3 separate regions of the Homo sapiens genome follow, and all the other regions are linked to region 1. Evidence: chromatin contacts called from ENCODE Hi-C or POLR2A ChIA-PET data. All regions are on one chromosome and are shown on one strand. Each heading gives the region's core, a stretch centred on a gene start or an enhancer-like site at or near the end of the contact. The rest is flanking DNA. Distances are from core to core; before and after follow the strand shown.

Evidence for each region. Hi-C counts contacts between places; a loop is a spot of excess contacts on that map. ChIA-PET counts read pairs that join two places held with the same protein, here RNA polymerase II (POLR2A). Pooled maps may share reads with other maps.
Region 2: a pooled map shows a loop between it and region 1 (11-fold over the local background). The contact joins the promoter of PA2G4 here to the promoter of COPZ1 in region 1. A Hi-C loop is called at or near these places in 3 of 50 pooled maps. POLR2A ChIA-PET finds 5 or more read pairs at or near these places in 2 of 52 experiments (CD4-positive, alpha-beta T cell and HepG2).
Region 3: a pooled map shows a loop between it and region 1 (8-fold over the local background). The contact joins the promoter of ORMDL2 here to the promoter of COPZ1 in region 1. A Hi-C loop is called at or near these places in 5 of 50 pooled maps. POLR2A ChIA-PET finds 5 or more read pairs at or near these places in 6 of 52 experiments (AG04450, BJ, CD8-positive, alpha-beta memory T cell and 3 more).

What each region holds. Positions count from the first base shown.
Region 1 is chr12:54,323,284-54,327,053 of GRCh38, forward strand. COPZ1 (coat protein complex I subunit zeta 1) reads left to right here and starts at 1,848. Exons shown (of 9, transcript NM_016057.3): 1 at 1,848-1,898. The coding sequence starts at 1,881.
Region 2 is chr12:56,102,840-56,106,609 of GRCh38, forward strand. PA2G4 (proliferation-associated 2G4) reads left to right here and starts at 1,720. Exons shown (of 13, transcript NM_006191.3): 1 at 1,720-1,986; 2 at 3,749-3,770. The coding sequence starts at 1,899. ERBB3 (erb-b2 receptor tyrosine kinase 3) reads left to right here. Exons shown (of 28, transcript NM_001982.4): 28 at 1-666. It overlaps LOC105369782 (a long non-coding RNA gene), which reads right to left and starts at 1,580. Exons shown (of 2, transcript XR_944995.4): 1 at 1,449-1,580; 2 at 975-1,079. RefSeq lists enhancers at 1,415-1,764, 1,775-1,994.
Region 3 is chr12:55,815,859-55,819,628 of GRCh38, forward strand. ORMDL2 (ORMDL sphingolipid biosynthesis regulator 2) reads left to right here and starts at 2,183. Exons shown (of 4, transcript NM_014182.5): 1 at 2,183-2,254; 2 at 3,141-3,315; 3 at 3,484-3,635. The coding sequence starts at 3,142. SARNP (SAP domain containing ribonucleoprotein) reads right to left here and starts at 1,866. Exons shown (of 11, transcript NM_033082.4): 1 at 1,808-1,866. The coding sequence starts at 1,843.

The DNA.
Region 1 (3,770 bases), core at 598-3,097:
GCGGAGCTTGCAGTGAGCCGAGATTGAGCCACTGCACTCCAGCCTGGGGGACAGAGCGAGACTCCGTCTCAAAAAAGAAAAATTCCTGGGTAAGTTTGGAATCTCTTCTTGGAGGGCTCCTAAGGATATAATTTTCAGAGATGAGGGAAAAAATCCCTTTAGGATAATTAAGGTAATAGGTGTCCCTGCCCTAAGAGGAGTCAGGGATCAGGAAACCAAGGGATAGGGGAAAGCCAAGCTTCATCAAAATCATTCCCTATTGTGAAATTCTTGCATTCAGTAAACTTCTCTTTTCTCATTTTGCAACGCCTCATTTCTTTCCTCTCCTTTCTTTCCTTCTCTTTCTTTCTTTCTTTCTTTCTTTCTTTCTTTCTTTCTTTCTTTCCTTCCTTCCTTCCTTCCTTCCTTTCTTTCTTTCTTTTCTTTCTTTCTCCTTTTCTTTTCTCTTCTCTTCTCCTTTTCTTTTCTTTTCTTTTTTTTTTGAGATGGAATTTCGCTCTTGTTGCCCAGGCTGGAGTGCAATGACGAGATCTCGCCTCACCTCAACCTCCGCCTCCCAGGTTCAAGTGAGTCTCCTGGTTCAGCCTCCCGAGTAGCTGGGATTACAGGCATGTTCCACCACGCCCGGCTAATTTTGTATATATGTATATTTTTTGAGACGGAGTCTCGCTCTGTCACCCAGGTTGGAGTGCAGTGGCGCGATCTCAGCTCACTGCAAACTCCGCCTCCTGGGTTCACGCCATTGTCCTGCCTCAGCCTCCAGAGTAGCAGGGACTACAGGCGCCCGCCACCCACGCCCGGCTAATTTTTTGTATTTTTAGTAGAGACGGGGTTTCACTATGTTAGTCAGGATGGTCTTGATCTCCTGATCTCGTGATCCGCCCGCCTCGGCCTCCCAAAGTACTGGGATTACAGGTGTGAGCCATCACGCTCGGCCTGTATTTTTTTTTTTTAGTAGAGACGGGGTTTCTCCATGTTGGTCAGGTTGGTTTCAAACTCCCGACCTCAGATGATCCGCTCGCCTCGGCCTCCCAAAGTGCTGGGATTACAGGCTTGAGCCACCGCGCCCAGGCACAACGGCTTGTTTCTATTGGAAAACCCCAGAATTTACTCCCTATAACCCCTCTCTTATTCTAATCCCATCCCTTTCCCCGTTTGTCCCGCAAACCCCATCTCCAAAGCCGATTTCACGTTGAGCTCAAGTTGGCCTTTACAAACTGACTTCTCATGTTCCTCAGGCCCAGCAAAGCCTGGAACTCCACCTTAGGGAGATTGTTATTGCGACTATCAACTCCTGGCAGCCTTGGTTTATGTAGTTAACATGTTGGGCCTTTCTTGGCTCTACTCTATGGTTGTGCAGACTTTCTGTGAGGATGCTGAAGTGACCTGAGCGAGCATGAGGGAAGGGCTAGCCACAGAGATCATGGACCTAATGCGGGCGCTGAAAATAGGGATTAGGGCAGGATTCCGGTTAGAAAGCGCCAGTGTTAAAGGCTAAGGAGACACAGCGCCCCCTAAAGAGGGTGCGGTTTAAAAATCGCTAAATCAGTCCGACAATATCACGTGTCCTCGGCCCTACCAATTGAAAATTAACAATCGCTTCTTCTGTTCCCCATGGAAACAACCCCGCCCCACTAACCCTCCCGCCCCAATGAGTCGTGAGGTTTTGGCGTTTTATTGAGTATTCAAGCTGACAATCAAACACCTGAGCCTTCTGGTTGGACACTTTGCTTCCGGTAAGCAAGCTAGTACAATAATTGGCCAATAAAGCAAGCCTTACCCAATGATCCTTATCCTAGGCGGGGCCTAATGGGAACGTATGGCCAATCAGCGGCGGCGTTTCTTTTGCGGCTCCACGTCGGCACCAGCTGCGGGGCAAGATGGAGGCGCTGATTTTGGTAGGAGCTGGAGGGGCAGCAGAGATGCTGTGGTGTCCACAGGGGCCGGGAGTCAGGGTTCAGCCCGAGTGGGAGACGGGGAAAGAGAGTTCCGGGTAATTCTTGGGGACTGAGCGTTCTGCTGACCTTTGGAATAAGTGTGTGGCCTAGTGTAGGAGCTAAAGCCTTGGTTTAGAGTAGGAAGCCCTGCCGGGGAGAGGGCATAGAGTCGGTGGAAAGTTGAAGGCAGCACATGGACTCCTTAGGATACACAGACCTGTAGGCGTACTGGATTAGGACCCTTCAGGTTGCCCCTTATTTTTAGCATTGTGGATGATACCCTGATTTTAATTTACCAAACCACCAAACTCGCCCCATATTGTAAGAAAAGAATACAGATGTTTTGTCGTTACAGACTCCTCCTGATGGTTTCCCAAGTTTGACTCTCCATTGCCGATTCCCTGCCACATTCCTTCAGGAAACTGTTTTGTCTTCGGTTTCCTGTTAATCCCTATTATATAGGTTTGTCAAATAATCAGTATTCCATCAAAGTTCTGGGATACCTGATAAAGTTAGCATGGATTGTGGAATATTTTTTCTAGACTCCTTATTCTGTTCTCCTTTTCTCTACCCATTTAGACCTTAGGAATTCTTTTTTTTTTTTTTTTTTTTTGAGACCGAGCCTTGCTCTGTCACCCAGGCTGGAGTGCGCACGTGGCGCGATCTTGGCTCACTGCAATCTCCACCTCCCGGGTTCAAGCTATTCTCTTGCCTCAGCCTCCCGCGTAGTTGGGACTATAGGCGCGTGCCACCACGCCCGGCTATTTTTTTTGTATTTTTAGTAGAGACGTGGTTTCACCATGTTGGCCAGGCTGGTTTCGAACTCCTGACCTCAAGTGATCCGCCCGCCTCGGCCTCCCAAAGTGCTAGGATTACAGGCTTGAACCACCGCGCCTGGCCAGGAATTATTATTATTATTATTATTATTATTATTTTTGAGACGGAGTCTCACTCTGTCGCCCAGGCTGGAGTGCAGTGGTACGATCTCGGCTCACTGCAAGCTCCGCCTCCCGGGTTCACGCCATTCTTCTGCCTCAGCCTCCGGAGTGGCTGGGACTACAGGCGCTCGCCACCACTCCCGGCTAATTTTTTGTATTTTTTAGTAGAGACGGAGTTTCACCGTGTTAGCCAGGATGGTCTCGATCTCCTGACCTCGTAATCCACCCGCCTCGGCCTCCCAAAGTGCTGGGATTACAGGCGTGAGCCACTGCGCCGGGCCAGGAATTCTTATTGTATGATCTAGGATGCTAATTTCTCCCTCTCTGGTTACATGAGAATTGTGGTCGCTAAAGGGCTGTATTAGCCCTCTTGTCCATATGATGCTTTATGCTTGTTCTAACAAATAAAATACCTGTTACCCCTTTTTAGAACTGGACCAGAGAATTTCTCTCAAAAGTGCCCTATTTTGCGATTTGGAGGGGTGTGTGTGTGTGTGTGTGTGTGTGTGTGTGTGTGTGTGTAGGTAGGTAGGTAGTATAGTGTAGGAATTTAACTCCCAGCCTTCTTCCTTAATTGGCTTGAACTCTAGGCCTCTTTCCAAAGAAGCTTGTCTTTTATTTTCCTTCAGATCTCCTAAGCATACACATTCAGATCCTCATCAGATAAAAGAATAACAGGTTTTAATTCCTCTCTTTCAGTTAAAGACAGTTAATTCCTTATGTCGGTTGGTCAAATATAGGTAAAAAGCTTAAAATCTGAGTAGTTTTAAATATTTTCTGTACCAAGCAGTTAACAAGTATTCTTTTTTTTTTTTTTTTTTTTTTTTTTTTTTTTTTTTTGAGATAGAGTCTGGCTGTGTTGCCCAGGCTGGGGTGCAGTGGTGCAATCTTGGCT
Region 2 (3,770 bases), core at 470-2,969, 1.8 Mb after region 1:
GAACTGGGTGCAGTGGCTCATGCCTGTAATCCCAGCCAGCACTTTGGGAGGCTGAGATGGGAAGATCACTTGAGCCCAGAATTAGAGATAAGCCTATGGAAACATAGCAAGACACTGTCTCTACAGGGGAAAAAAAAAAAAGAAACTGAGCCTTAAAGAGATGAAATAAATTAAGCAGTAGATCCAGGATGCAAAATCCTCCCAATTCCTGTGCATGTGCTCTTATTGTAAGGTGCCAAGAAAAACTGATTTAAGTTACAGCCCTTGTTTAAGGGGCACTGTTTCTTGTTTTTGCACTGAATCAAGTCTAACCCCAACAGCCACATCCTCCTATACCTAGACATCTCATCTCAGGAAGTGGTGGTGGGGGTAGTCAGAAGGAAAAATAACTGGACATCTTTGTGTAAACCATAATCCACATGTGCCGTAAATGATCTTCACTCCTTATCCGAGGGCAAATTCACAAGGATCCCCAAGATCCACTTTTAGAAGCCATTCTCATCCAGCAGTGAGAAGCTTCCAGGTAGGACAGAAAAAAGATCCAGCTTCAGCTGCACACCTCTGTCCCCTTGGATGGGGAACTAAGGGAAAACGTCTGTTGTATCACTGAAGTTTTTTGTTTTGTTTTTATACGTGTCTGAATAAAAATGCCAAAGTTTTTTTTCAGCTTCCTGTCTGTCAAATGAAGACATTTCGTATGTTAGATAAGAGATCTGCTCCTCAGCAGTGGATACTCACCTTTCTGTGTTCTGACAGTGCTACTCTGTCCCATGCAGCTTTCTCTAGTCCTACTATTACTTCTATTTCTTTAGAACAACCATAGCGCATAGTCCTTTTCATTAAGGGTTTTAGTAGGAATCTACAAGGCAACCAATTGGGAATAACAAAAAGAACCTACGTGCTTTAGGACTTATAAAAAGCCCTATAAGCCCTCCTTCAGAGGCCAAACACTGAAACCTCCAGATGCTTCTGAATTCATTATCTTAGAAAAGTCATCAAATCTTTTTATTTTTTCACGGTAAGAACTCTCAACAAACATGTCTTTCTGAACACTTCCCTTAGGTGCTCCATCCAGGTGCCTGTTATTGGAACAATAAAGTCATGTTACTTCATTAGGAGTCCGGCCTCTAGATTGCGAGGCCTTTAAATGGATGATCCCTCCGGTGTCTGGCTGCCCAGTTAGCCCCCGTTACCAGCACCCTTGGTCTTCTTCCACCTGTCTGCCCCTCCCTGTTCTCCCAGCTTCGGAGGACGACTGGACCGGCTGGGCGGGTTTCGCCAGCCGACCCAGGGATCCGAAGAAGGGCGCACCCAGCCTCCCCGACCTAGGTGTAGACACTGCCCACCCGCTGCGGCTCCACTCTACTCCACCCCTGCCCGCTCGACTTTAAACCTATTTCCCCGCCGTAGCTCCGCCCCTCTCCCCTCAGCCCGCCCCTCTCTGTTACTGGCTCTCGCTCAGCGTTCTCGGTGGAAGTGGTTTTTCCGGGAGAGACCACGCTTCCCCTCAAGCTCCCCAACGGCTCCGCCTTCCCGCCGGAGCCTGACCCTTCCCAGAGTGCCCGGCGATTCCGGCGTGCGAGGCCCTTGGAGGGCAAGGCCCCAGGGCCTGGCTTAGGAGCGCGAGAGGCAGGCTGGGAATTGTAGTTCGAAGGCCCTCGAGAGCGGCTAGAGTCTGGCGGCCGAGAGGACTAGTTGTCCCAGCGTGCCCTGCGCCTCAGCCCGCGCGCTCGCAGCTTCTCGCTCTCGCCTGCCTGCCCGCTCCCTTGCTTGCTCGCGCTTTCGCTCGCCCTCTCCTCGAGGATCGAGGGGACTCTGACCACAGCCTGTGGCTGGGAAGGGAGACAGAGGCGGCGGCGGCTCAGGGGAAACGAGGCTGCAGTGGTGGTAGTAGGAAGATGTCGGGCGAGGACGAGCAACAGGAGCAAACTATCGCTGAGGACCTGGTCGTGACCAAGTATAAGATGGGGGGCGACATCGCCAACAGTGAGTGCGGCCTCGGGGGTCGGGGAATCAAGGCTGATAGGGAAAGGTAACAGGCTGGCCCGGAAGGGGCTGGAGCGGAGGGGTCATGCGGACTGAGCTACTGAGGGGCCCGCACCGGTCCGCTGGGCACGGCGTGGTGGGAAGACCCGGTGTCGCGCCTGGGACCTGAGCGGGCAGGCCCAGGCTGAAGTCTATGGAGGTGCGGGTCGGCGACCAGGATGAGCGCAGAGAGGGGACCCTGGCAGGCTCCGACCCGAGGCCGTTTGTTAGGAGGCAAGACGTGTTTTCTCTTGTTCCTATCCTTCATTCCCGATTATTGCTTCCTCTGATTCTGGCAGCGGCGAGGCCACCTCGAAAAGGAAGCGCCCAGCTATTGGCGACAGAAGTGCCCCTCTGTTTTTGTAGCGTCTCCGGGGCGTCAGGAGCCAAGCCGGCACGTGTTGCTGGGTCCCATTGCGGATGGCTGGCCCCCTTCTTACTCCGCTAGTGTCCCTGACACCAGCTTCCCCACCACCAGCTTCCCCACCACGTGCTTTGCTGGAGCCTTTCCTTCTTTACTTCAGCTCTTACCCTGGTGGGGGCCCCCTTCTACCTTGGGCCAGCTAAGGAGACCGTTGGAGAGCACTCCTGGAGCTTCTAATGCAAGTCTTGGAGATATATATGGCTTTTCTTGAAGTTACTCATTACTACCACCTTTCCAATCTGTGCAGATAGTCTTAGTTAGCATTCACATTTGTTGTTCTCAGTGACTTGACAACTCAAATGTTTTGGGGTCTCCGTCTTATCCCAACTAGGCAAGCTTGTGAACATTACTGGAAAAGGGAGGACTGATTTTAGGATTTTCACAAGTCATCCTTACTCCAGGTGTGCTCTGACGATCTCAGCAGTTGCCTGTCACTCTAGGCAGATGCCACTTTCTCTTTTCTCTCTTTCCAGTTAGCCTTTCCATTTTATTCCAGTTAGGGAGATACAAACTGCTTGTCATTGTGCTTTTAAATGGTTTTAACAGCAAAGATGGTGGGGAACAGGTATTTAGGATGCCTCCCGTCCTGTGGGTGAAAATCTGAGTTTTACCAGCTTTCAAAGAATCACCAAAACTGAGATACCAAAAGTCAAACCTGTGCTTTATATCACAGTGGACATTTAGTATCGTACCCTGGTTTTTGGTGCCTTTTAGTATTTGAGATACTAGTGGTTTGAATCAGAAAATCTCTTACAGTTTATAACTTTGGCCTCATATTTCTTTTAGATAAGCCATGATCCCCCGAAATGAAACCCAGGGACCTTAGATTAAGTTTCCTTGGCTTATGCACTTGTTTATGAGGAAATAAGTCTATATAGATTGAGATTCCTAACACCTAATTAGAGTGTCTGAGAAAGGAATGCGGTAACATTTAACAGTGCATCGGCTTCGAGTCAGCAATTCTGTCTACCTTCTTGTCCCTGATGCCTATAAATTTCATCTAGTCTTTGCGTGTATGTGGGGATACCATGGCAAGAACCCTCTGAAGTTCATAACTCTGTCCTGTCACACCAAAGGTAGCATCTTTGGAAAGTCTGAGGCCTTGCCTAGGGAGATGGATTGTATATACCCAGTTGTCACATAATGTAAGGAAGAGAAGGGAATGTTGACCTTTCAGCCTCAGGGCAATGGCACCAGGGAGTATTATGGAAACTCTTAAATTCAACTTCCAGGTATTCCTTGGGTGGTAACTAGACAATGAATACATACAAGGCTGACATGATGGGATTCTGTCCTCAGGGGTACTTCGGTCCTTGGTGGA
Region 3 (3,770 bases), core at 933-3,432, 1.5 Mb after region 1:
TGCCTTTTTCTGGGGAGAGGGTCCATACCTTTCATCAGAGTTTCAAAGATATCTGTGACCTCCAAAAGGTTAAGAAGTGCTCTAGAGAAAAAGCAAAGACAAGCAAATGTGATTAAAGAGCAAGTCCTTTTTAGGCTGTCAGGAGTGCCTAATGTTCTCTTAGACTGTAACACTGAAATCAGGTCAGAGGACTTTACGTAAAAGTTACTTATCCAATCAAATACAAATTTTATATAGACCTGACAAATACAGATTTGATGGAAGGAGGAACTCCATAAACCAACACAATCTATAAATGCAAGTAAGTCATCGGGCAGCTGGTGACTTACTCCAGGGATTTCAAAAATAGGACAAATAGGAAGAAAATATTAGCTCTTCTATATATAGTTCCTTTTTATCTCATTCAAAAATTCCTTTTCTGTGTTATATTTTATAACAGTCCAGAAGTATACAATTTCTATAAGTACAGTATATATAAACAAAGTGGAGATGATTGCTCAATTTTTTTTAACTCATCACAATAAAGATCAAGAGACCGCTGATATAGTCTATGCATTTCAGTATCATCAAGTTAACAATAACTCCAGAATAACACAAAAACCCACTAACAGAGTTTAGAATCCAAGAGTAAGAAAAACATCAGTTTCACAGAAAGACTAATTGGGGTCAACTAATAAGTGACTAAAGAAGGGTCCTCTCCCTACCCTTACTACCCTTAAGCTTTCTTAACAGCAACAAAAACAAAAAAAAACTTTTCGAGCTTTAAAGGATCACTTTTCAGTTTCAGCTATATCAGCCTGGTTTGTCCAAAACATCTAATGGGAAAACTACTTGTGAAACCACAAACAGACAATTACTCAAGATATCTTAATTTACCCTAAAAGAAAATACTTTTTAAAATGTTCTTCTTTTTAATATATTTTTTTAACTTTTTTATATATCTAAGTGTGAAAAAACTACCAAGAGTCTCATAAGACAATTTAAAATAGCTTCTGTGATTCAGTGTCAGCCAATGGTAACACCAGGAGATGCAGGGCCCACCCGAGATATGAAATGGAACAGAGATAATCTTAACCTTGGAATTGTTTTTCCCAAATATTGCAGGTGTGAGTTCTCTCTGGTGGTTGGAGATGGTGTGTGAGGAAGGCTGGCGGGCCGAGAGCCGCGTGACAGAACTCGAAAACTTTTAAATCTGAGGTGTCTGTACTTCTACTATTCTCAAGACCTCCTCAACCCCAGGCTTCTAAGGCGAGACCGATCTTCTGAGAGGCCTCTCCCTGTTTCAAAATTCGGCTTGGGGCGTAATCCCACCTAGAAAAGGGGAGTGGAAGTATTTTCTGAGTGTCTGGTACCTATTTAGACAGAAATACACAAAAATGCCACCATTTGCTAACAGGGAAATCTCAGCTTCGGACGACAGACTGGAAACATCATCCCAGGGAAGAAAAACGGATCCTGGCTCCGACATGGGGCAAAAAGGAGGGACCAACTGACGTAATGCAGCCCTGAAAAGCAACGAAGAGTATAACAGGTAGAAGGCACTTACACAACCCAGTGGGGAAGGGTGACGGACGATACAATGATGAAGGAAGCAGAAATAACAAATAAATATAGCAGTAAAGCCGTGAGGAGAAATGGGAAATTAGGGAAGGCGTAGTGTGGAAGGGTGGCACAAAAGAGCTACGGCGGGAGCCGAGAAACGAAGTGGAAAAGGCTGCACGGAGAAGACGTAGGAGAAGGCGCAAGCTACCCTGTAGAATTCAGTTCCTAGAAAAGTCCAACTCAGCCCTTCCCCGATTCACGGTACCTTTAGCTTATGGAGCTCCACCGTCTCGGTCGCCATCTTGTTACCCCTCACTCCACTAGGCCCCCACCCGCGGCCTCCGCCTCCAGGAGCTCCCGCCTTAGGCGTAGAGATGCAAGGCTGACCAATCGTTGTCACTCTTGCTCCCACGCCATACCATCAGCTCTTCCCATTGGTCAATAGCTGACGTCGCTCTCACTTCTCTAGGCAGCTTGCCCCACCTCTTTCAAAAGGTGGAACTGGGAGAGGGGCGGGCACTGTATCTTGCGAACGACAGAAATGGCAACCAACTGTGCTTCTGCATTACAGACCACCAACCAATGGGTGGTGGCAGCGCTGATTCTGTTCCTCCAATAGGAAAGGGGCAGAAGGAGAGGCGTTACTTCCTGGAGACTTCAGGTGTGGTAGCCGGCGCCGCGCCCATAGCCGGACGGGGATCTGAGCTGGCAGGTAGGAGCTGCAAAGACTGTAAGGGTTGCTGAGGAAAAATGGTGGGAGGCGAAAGGGGCGCCGAGGGAGTGGTGACCTAAATACTGAGAGGGGAGCGCTGAAGGGAGCCCTGAAAAAACCGATGAACATGAGGAGGAAGCTGGGAGGGGCATGGGGCGGGCTTAAGGAACTGGCGGTGGGGCTGGGGCGGGCAAGAGCCGCTTCCTAACCAGACATCATCAGCTTTAGAGCTACCACAATTTTAAAGATCCGAGTTCAGATAATCACTGCTGCCCCTGGAGTCAGAGCCAAGGCTCCACCTTTCGAGGTATTGAGCTCAGGTCCCTTCCTAACCCAGTCCAGAAGCCGTGGGCAAGTTGTTGTCGTGCCCCACGCTTGAGAGAAGTAATGGGGATGCAGACTGTTTACATGCCACGGAGGTGAGAGAGAGGGTGGACAAGCCCCAGAGAACAAAGTGGGGACCAGAGTGAGCTTTACTCTGTCATCCCTTCTTAGTGGTTCTTTGATGATTCCATGACTTTCGCCTGGAATTCTGGGTGTACGTGACCTCTTCATGGTTATTAACTTCTTCAGCAAAGTCAGATACTCCTATTTCCCTTGCTCCCTGAAGTGAGTGCCCCAAGCCTACACATACACCTTCATGTTACAGTTGACGTGTAAAGATCAGAGCAATAATGACTATGTCTCTGAAATGTAGTGAGGACTCTTCTTGTCTTTTAAAGTTTTCCCCAAGTCTTCAGTTTTTATTTTCTGCGTGATGGGTAAGTTCTTCATTCCCAATAGAGTTCAGGGGATTGGGGCTATCTGAGAGACAACTGGGAGATAGCTCAAGAGGGGTTGAGAAAAAACTGAGCTGGACTCCTGCCTGATCCCCCATTACGGCTAGGATGAATGTGGGGGTGGCACACAGCGAAGTAAACCCCAACACCCGAGTGATGAATAGCCGAGGCATCTGGCTGGCCTACATCATCTTGGTAGGATTGCTGCATATGGTTCTACTCAGCATCCCCTTCTTCAGCATTCCTGTTGTCTGGACCCTGACCAACGTCATCCATAACCTGGTGAGCACTAAACCACGCCCTTGTACCCACCCCAGGGTTTCCCAACCAAAAGCAAAATAAAATCACCAATTGTTTGGGGATTTATGTGTTCCTTTTGGGATCTTAACATAATTCTTTGACTGAAAAACTACTTTCTGCCCCTCACACTGCCACCTTCCCTGTTCCCAGGCTACGTATGTCTTCCTTCATACGGTGAAAGGGACACCCTTTGAGACTCCTGACCAAGGAAAGGCTCGGCTACTGACACACTGGGAGCAAATGGACTATGGGCTCCAGTTTACCTCTTCCCGCAAGTTCCTCAGCATCTCTCCTATTGTGCTGTGAGTCTATGGGGGAAATGAGATATGCTGGGTTAGAAAGAGCTCCAAGAGCCAGGTAGAAAGGCCCATAGGGAAGCTGTTAAAAAGCAGACTTCTCATCTAAAACCCTTTGAAGATATTATGGTATACTAGTTC